3 separate regions of the Mus musculus genome follow, and regions 1 and 2 are each linked to region 3. The links are chromatin contacts, found by POLR2A ChIA-PET in ENCODE. All regions are on one chromosome and are shown on one strand. The core of a region is the stretch at or near the end of the contact, and the rest is flanking DNA. Distances in the headings are between cores, read along the strand shown.

Region 1 (2,700 bases), core at 101-2,600, 88 kb before region 3:
AGCCAGGCCAGGCCATTGTTACAACCCTTCCTAGAAGGGACTATGGTCCTCATATTGCTGTAATAAGCCAAAAAAGGCTTGGATCCAGGCCTGCCTTGTTCCCTTCCTCAGGGTACAAACTTCCCCTCCCCCAGCTTGATAGAGCTCTTCTCACAGAGCATTAAGATACCTTGCTTCCATCATAAACACTCACTCTGTGATACCTTCCCAGAGCCTGCTGGTATCTTAGGTTCCCCAAGACTTTATACTATAGTCCCTTATTTTTTACATGTAGCCTCTTCAATGCTGTCCTTGTTTGGGGGTGGGGGATTAGGGGGACGTTAGCTGTTTCAGACAGGGTCTCTCTGTGTAACCCTGGCTGTCATGGACTCACAGAGATCATCAGCCTACCTGTGTCTCAGAGGTAGTAGGATTAAAGGCCTGCACAAGTACACCTGGTGCCTTCCATGTCTTTTACACAATCTTCCATGTAGAGTCTTTTCATACATCATCCTCTGGTCCTCTGTCCCTTACCTCTTCATCTCTGGTCCTTCTGCTGTCCCCCCAACCTTATCATCTCTAGTTTCTCTGCTATGTCCTCACCTTATCATCTGGGGGCCCTATGGTGTTGTTCCTACCCTATCATCTCTGCTTCCTCTGCAGTTTCCCCACTTCCATCACTGATCCCTCTGCTGTCCCCCACCTTATCTTCTCTATCCTTCTGCTGTCACCCCATTTCTATTTCTGATTCCTCTGGTATCTCCCCACTTCATCATCTCTGGTTACCCTGATCCCCCCCCCCCCCCACACACACACACACACTTTATCATCTCGAGTCCCTCTGCTGTCTTCCCACTTTATTATATCTGGTCTTTCTGCTGTCCCCAATTATATCATCTCTGGTTCCTGGGCAGTTCCCCAACTTCTGGCCCCTGGCCCTAGGTGGTTGCCCGCCTCCCATCTCTTCTGCGTCCCTGATTTCCTCCATCTAGGCTCGAGATGGCACTGAATGACCTACCTAACCCGTTGCCCTATTCCCTCCACCTCCTCCCGCCACGTCCGCCCGCGCCATCCTGGTCCTTCCCGGGAGGACACCCCCGCGCTTCCCTGCTCCCTCCGCCCGGTCGCCGCGTGACCCCCGGGCCCCGGTCATGAGCTCACAGTTCCGGATGTCGGAGATGAACACGGCGAGCCCACGCATGCCATCGCCTTTGGATACAGCCGGCATGATGGCGGAGGGCTCGGCTCCAAGCCTGGCCGAACGGGCGCGGGGCTGGCTGGCGGCACCGGGCGGAAAGGACCCCAGACGGCGCCGAGGAGCCGGCCGGGGGAGGGCGGGCTAGCGGCGGGCTGGCTGCAGGCCGACGCCCCGCCTCAGACCCGCCCCTACGGATTGTCATCCGGGAACGTACGCCACTTGTTAGCTGAGAGCCCTGCCGCTCACAATAGAACGCCCGCCCTCCTCTCTCTCTGATTGGCTAAATAGTAAAGACACCAGGTGATGATTGGTGCAGTACCGGGCTATTTCCGTTCGGAGCAGGGAGGCAGGGGGCGTTGCCCTAGAGACGGGGGAGTTCGATGACACACTCTGGGACCGCCCCCTGAACGGCCGAGACCAACGCTAATTGGATGGACTACCAGCTCCGCGCCAGTAGGGCGGGATGTAAGAGGCCGAAGGAGGCGGAACTTCGGGAAAAGAAGACCAATGGGTGAGGAGATTGCTCTTCGCAAGGCTCTGCCGATTCGCCGGAAGCGTCATACTTCCGCCCTCGAAGGGGCGGTTGTGGGGGGCGGGCAAAAGGGCGACGATCCGTAGAGAAGGAAGGAGAAAGAAGCCCTGTCAGTTAGCTGAACTGCGATAGGTGGAGCGATGCCTGCAATTCCCTGCTGCAGAGAGGGGCTGGGCGAGGCGGTAGACCGTGAGGTGTCCACTACGCAGGCGCCTCCCTCTTCCCAGTCGGTCTCCACTCCCGAGCCCCGGCCTCGGGAGCATTCCCTTCCCTAAAAACAACGCCTGGAAATTTGACTTGTCTGCAAACCTCTTATCCATGAGAGGAGGGACTGCCGGTTAAGGATTGTTACCATAGACACTGAGGTCCAAAGAGATTGAGTGGCTTCCCCAAGACTACAGCTCAAAAATGGAAAACTGGGATTACTATTTTGGTTTTTAAACATTTTTCAATATAGGTTACTCTTTTTTCCTCCCTAAACCCCAGTACCGAAGACAATCTGCCTATAATGGTCATAAGATCAAAATTGCTTCCTCCATCAGTTCTGGAGAACCACTCAAGGAAAAGCCAGTTAAAGCCACAGCTGAGGACTGGGTCAGTTTGTTTTGCTTCCGACTCCCTAGGTTCTATGGTTCACTAGTTGCAGGGAAGTCAAAGCCCCCAGAACACCAATGCCCGGGGTTATTGAGAAATTTGGGGCAAAGGGACTTGGGAGAGTCCATGTCTATTATCCCCATGAACAAAACGGCACCCCTGACAGGCTTTTCTAATTTGACACCCCCAGAATGGGTCTAGAAGGTAGTTATGTCCTGGGACCTAGGAAGAGGCAGCACTGAGTCCTTGTGAATAGAAGGTAGTGTTCTGTGAGTTTGAGGCCAGCCTGATCTATGTAAACAGCTCCAGGATAGCCAGGACTACATGGAGAGTCCCTGTCTCAAAAACAGAAAAGGTTAAGGATGTAACGTTTAATCCCCCAGTGAGAGAATGGGTG
Region 2 (2,700 bases), core at 1-2,500, 74 kb after region 3:
AGGACCAGTCTCGTCTACAGAGTGAATTTCAGACTAGCTAGTTCCACAAATGAAATTCGATCTCAAAGTACTAATAACAATGAAAATAATCAAGCATATTTGCACGAGTGGCCTTCTTGTCCCGGGCCCATGCTGACTGTATCTGTCACCTAGAAACGGGGCAAGCCCGTCCAGTCCAGTTGGCATCACTCATCCCAGGTCAACCTGATCTCTGACCTTGGCATCTTCCTCAAATCCCTTGTCTTCAGTCTCTACCGAGAGTCGGCGTCCCGTTTAGAAGAGAGAAGAGGGAAGTCCAGACAGAGGCATAGGGGGGACTGAGGTAGAGGGGAACCCAGGGGTTGGTGACGCAGGTCCCCCACAGCCTCAGGTTTAGCTCCGCCTTCTCCCAGGAGGTGAGTGCCACAGTTTTGTCTTTTCAGTTAACTTCTCTCTCCCCACCTCCCACTTCTGCCCCGCTCCCCCGCCATCCTCCTACCCAAGTCGGGCCTGGCTTTCCTCTGGGCTGAGTTTGTCAAATTCCTTGGCCACGTCTCGTCCCAGGAACGCCTCATGGTCGTACTGGAAATTCCCGTGGGCGTCATCGTGGGGGGCCTCGCTCAGGGGGGTTCCATGATGGACCCTATCCTGGCCATGAGGTCCTGCATCAGGGGATGGCTTCCCGAGGGCCCAGTGCCTCAGCAGTAAGAGAAGCAACAGAAACGACCATCGCCACATCATCGGTTCCTGAGGAGAGGTGAGGACCAGCGGTCAGGGATAAGACTGGGGGCGGGGGGTGTCTGAACCAGAGATAATGTGGGAGAACTTTGAAGGGGGCGGAGTAGAGGAGGCTGCCTAAGGCAGGGCCGATAAAAGCGCAGGCTGCAAAAAGTTTTGGGCTCAAGAAAAGTCGGCAAAAAGAATAGAGAATTTAAAGGCAAAACAACCTCTGGGGGTGGAATCCGAGCCTCAGAGGAGTCTCAGAGCAGAAAGGGGGTATTTCAGTTAGAGACGTGGCGCATGTCCCACCCAAAGTTCAGGGCATGGTGGTGGCCGAAAGCATCATGCAGGCTCCTCTGTGCTGCCCCCAGGCTGGACCGCGACCCCCACCCTTCCACCCACCCCACCTTCACCCCACCATCACCCCACCACACCTCTGTTACCCGGCCTGAGTTAGCTCCCTACGCTGAGCTCTGCTTTCGCACAAAGATGCCCAACCTGGCCAGGTTCCAGTTAAGCTCCTCCACCAGCCGTCCAGAGGCTGCCGCCCTCTGACCAATGACTGCGCAGGAAAGCCTCAGGGGCGGAGCCAATGACGACCCCCTTGCCACGTCCACAAGGCCGAGCTCCAGACCCGAAGGCGTGGTGGGCGATAAGGCTGATATTGAACTACAACTCCCAGCAAACATATGGGCCGACTTGCACGACCACCTCCAGAGTCTCTGGCCCCAGGGGATTAAGGGGAATGTATTTTTTAAAAACTCTTTCCATTTCTTAGATCCGTTTCAGAAAAGAGGAGGTCGGGTTTGGTTGGCTCACTTGGGAGACAGAAGCAGTCTGTCTCTATGAGTTTGCCGCCAGCCAGGACGACGTAGAGAGACCCTTGTCTTTAAAAAAAAAAGGGGGGGGTGGGGGGGGAGCGCGGCTGGAGAGATGGCTCTGCAATTAAGAGCACTGACTGTTCTTCCAGAGGACCAGAGTTCAAGTCCCAGCAACCACATGGTGGCTAACCATCTGTAATGGAATCCAATGCCCTCTTCTGGTGTGTCTGAAGACAGCTGCAGTGTACTCAGATACATAAAATAAATAAATGTTAAAAAAAAAAAAAAAGAAAGAAGGAAGGAAAGAAAGAAAGAAAGAAAGAAAGAAAGAAAGAAAGAAAAGAAGGAAAAGAAAGAAAGGAAGGAAGGAAGGAAGGAAGGAAGGAAGGAAGGAAGGAAGGAAGGAAGAAAAAGAAGAGAAGCAATGCCTGGTACAGTGTAGGTATCACATACACAACTCGGTCTATAAAATGGCCAGGCTGCACGATAGCAATCAAGAGGTGTCTATATGATCTTTCCCAGACGCGTTCAATTTATTCCAGCTGCTTGAAACTTGAGAATAACGATGCACACACAGATTTGGGGCCAAATTTATGTGGAGATGGAAAACAACCATGTACATTAAGAAGGGAAACTGAAGCAGGCCACAAAAGCAGGGATCCATGGGAGGACATCGGGCCCAGGCTCCCTCAGGAGGCTCGGAGACAGTTCAGGAGGTCACACAGCCCGAAAGGCTGCAGTGGGCAGGGGGCCCGAGTCTGCATCAGGAAGTGGCTGGAAAGGCATTTGCACCTTGAGGTTCAGCTTCTGGGGGCAAGTTCCCACCAGGCAACAGGTCACCAGAGTCATCGCCGCTGAGAGAAAGCCATGGGGCTGAGAGAGAGGAACAGAGGTCAGCACAAGTATCTAAGGTCTCACCCACCCAACACACCTGACAGGGTCACGCTATGGTCTCTGTTCCCATCTCTTTTCCCAGGGTGGTCAGGGACTCTTTTGTCTCTATTATCTCTCTGCCTCCCCTCTTTCTTTCTGAGTCGCTACTTCCTGCCACGACCCCCAATCCTGCACACGGCCCCTCCCTTCCCCAATCCTGCACACAGCTACGCCCCTCCCCAATCCTGCACACGGCCCCTTCCCTCCCCTCCCCAATCCTGCACACGGCCACGCCCCTCCCTCATTC
Region 3 (2,700 bases), core at 55-2,554:
TGCTTCTGTTTCCCCAGTGCTGGGACTCGTCAGTTATCATGCCCAGCTTCTAAAATTATTTATTGGGGGGGGGGAACTAGAGATTGAATTTAAATGCTCATACATGGTAGACAAACGTTCTATGTTATCACTAAACTATATCTATAGTCCTCTTTTCGTTTGTTTGTTTTGAGATAAGTTCATTCTAAGATGTCCAGAATAGGCTTTAACTTAAAATAATCTCCATTAAATTCAGAACTCAGGAGTCAAACCAGAGCTCCTTTACTCAGGACAGGAAAATCCAAACTCTGAGTCTTCTGGTTCAGAGCAGATGAGTGAAGACTCATTTCCCTCTTCCTTGGGACTCTGGAATTTCAATCCTCTTCCCTTTCAGGACGTCAATACCATATCTTACATAAATGTAAGTGCTAAATTCTTCCACAACCCTCCCGGAGCACTCATGCCCTCGAACTCAGAATTCTGGGTCCCCAGACTCTCCATCCTTTGGCCCCATGAGTCCAGACTCCCAGCTTTCCCAGTAGTAGTAAGGAGCCCCTCCCGACCCCCTGGACCGGAGTCGGACCGGAGAAATCTAAGTCTCTAACTCAATACTCTCGTAGGAACCAGTGTCTGAGCTATCAACCGCATCCTTCCAAAGCCCAGAAATCCTGGCTGTCGGCCCTTCTAGACCCGGACTTCCCGACTAGGATGAACTGGCTCATGGATTAGGAATGTGGTGATCTCACAGCCCGTCCTGCCCAGTTACCCTGCTGTCCCCCTCCAGGGCCCCAGCTCCCCTCCCAGTCTATCTTCCGTTTGGCTGGGACAGCGGGAACCGGAAGCCTAAGTCCATAGACAGGCCGAGACGCCAGCCTCTAGAACGAAGCTGGGGCAGAGAACTTGGCGACAATCCCAGGGAGGAGGCGGAGATTAATTTTGAGACCTGTGCTGTCCTAAGATCTCCCTATATACGGCCCTGAGAAGGAGCCCCAAGCCACACCTACCAGAAACAGTGGTCCTTAGATAATAACTACCGCAACATTTAATTTGCATATCCCCGCCCCGAAGAAAACTTTTTCGCCCAAAGATGGGGTTTATTAGCATAGCTCCTCCCAAAGGCGGACTGCAGGAGGAGAGCTCGTGGCTGTGCTTAGGGTGGACACAGGGTCATTAGCATATCCCCACCCCTCTTGGAATTCCCCGTTTTTGCAACCTTGTTTCCCCTACCCTTATTAGTCTAGCTCCTCCCTCACTCTGGCCTCGCCTCCTCCAGAAGCATCCGGAGACTCGTGTCCTCTGGCCAAAGCTCATGTTTATGCAGTATTATTAGCATAACCCACCCCTTGGTCTCTCCTGACTCCCCCTAGGCGGTAGCGGCGGCAGCAGCAGCGGTGGCGACATGAGCAGCGGGGCGGCGTCCGGGACTGGGCGGGGGCGGCCCCGGGGCGGGGGGCCGGGACCCAGGGACCCCCCGCCCGGCGAGACTCACAAGCTGGTGGTCGTAGGCGGCGGCGGCGTGGGCAAGAGCGCGCTGACCATCCAGTTCATCCAGGTAGTGGGCCCTCACCGGGGAGGGTTTCCCCGAGATCGAGACTTTGAGCCCTTTGGGTTCCCTGAAACTTTCGCTTCTCCCAGAACCATCATTAAGACCCTCCTAAGAGGATCTCTAACCCTCTGATTGCGACTCCAAATGCCCAGGGCCTCCACCCCCTTCATGAGGGGAAGCTTTCTCCTAATATGTCCTGGGACAAATCACCCTCCTAGAGGTACCTGAGAGCCCTCATCCTAGTCTGTCTAGCCCCGCTCACCAACTGGGAGTACCCTAAATTCCAAACAGTTGCTCCATTCAGACCCCAAGCACTCCCCGAGGCTCTAATCTCCTGATCATTGCCCAGACTTTGATTCTAAGACTCAGCTGGGACCACTCTGTCCTAAAACAGGCACCCTGTAACCCCTGCTTGAAGAGGATTTCCCTTCAGACCTGAGATTTCAGAAAGATCCTGCTACATGACCATCCTGGGAAAACACCAATATCTGGCATACCCCATTCTGCTAAATGCAGCCCCCCATCCTACCCCCAAGGAAAACCAACCATTTCTCCATCCTAAGTTCCCCACTCAAACTCCTTACCCTCAACCCTGAAAACTCTAAGTAGCTCCCATGTCATCTCCAGATTTAAAAAGAAAAGCATAGAACTCAGGTTTTTCACAGCCTCCAGAGACCTGTTACTTGGAAGGTTCTAGGTCCCATAAATAGACCTCTCCTACATCAGGAACCAACCCTCCAGGCTGTTCTCACCCTTGGGCATCTATTTACTTTGGGGTCCTAATCATCCCCCCACACACACCAAACCTCATCCTCTCCATTCCTTGCACCCCTTTTAGCCTCAGCCCTTAGCAAGCACTCTAGAGAGGAAGCCACCTTCAGCCTCAGCAGCCAAGTTCAGAAAATCCAGCCCAGCCCCGGAAACCTCCACCCAGTTCCCACGGGGAGCCTCCCCACATCAGGGCAACACTAGGAAAGTGAGGGCCCACTTGCTGTTGTAGAAGTTCCTGGGTGATGGACATTCACAGACTAGGAGCCTCCGGCAATGCCGTTGAGAAACCTACAGTGGGAAGAAAGAGTCCAAATTTGAGCCCCTAGCACCAAGGGCCAAACCTGGAGATGGCCAGAGGCCTGGTTGGAAGTAGCAGGACACAGTCAGGAAGGGAGAGGCGGGGA

The links. ChIA-PET counts read pairs that join two places held with the same protein, here RNA polymerase II (POLR2A).
Region 1: POLR2A ChIA-PET joins it to region 3 with 22 read pairs in embryonic stem cell. The contact joins the promoter of Ap2a1 here to the promoter of Rras in region 3. POLR2A ChIA-PET finds 5 or more read pairs at or near these places in 3 of 5 experiments (Patski and embryonic stem cell).
Region 2: POLR2A ChIA-PET joins it to region 3 with 12 read pairs in embryonic stem cell. The contact joins the promoter of Rcn3 here to the promoter of Rras in region 3. POLR2A ChIA-PET finds 5 or more read pairs at or near these places in 3 of 5 experiments (Patski and embryonic stem cell).

What each region holds. Positions count from the first base shown.
Region 1 is chr7:44,928,140-44,930,839 of GRCm38, forward strand. It overlaps Ap2a1 (adaptor-related protein complex 2, alpha 1 subunit), which reads right to left and starts at 1,351. Exons shown (of 24, transcript NM_007458.2): 1 at 1,141-1,351. The coding sequence starts at 1,207. It also overlaps a transcript of Tsks not described here.
Region 2 is chr7:45,090,963-45,093,662 of GRCm38, forward strand. Rcn3 (reticulocalbin 3, EF-hand calcium binding domain) reads right to left here and starts at 1,251. Exons shown (of 7, transcript NM_026555.2): 1 at 1,134-1,251; 2 at 479-726. The coding sequence starts at 720. Fcgrt (Fc receptor, IgG, alpha chain transporter) reads right to left here. Exons shown (of 7, transcript NM_010189.3): 7 at 2,031-2,393. The coding sequence ends at 2,284.
Region 3 is chr7:45,016,638-45,019,337 of GRCm38, forward strand. It overlaps Rras (related RAS viral (r-ras) oncogene), which reads left to right and starts at 1,305. Exons shown (of 6, transcript NM_009101.3): 1 at 1,305-1,531. The coding sequence starts at 1,379.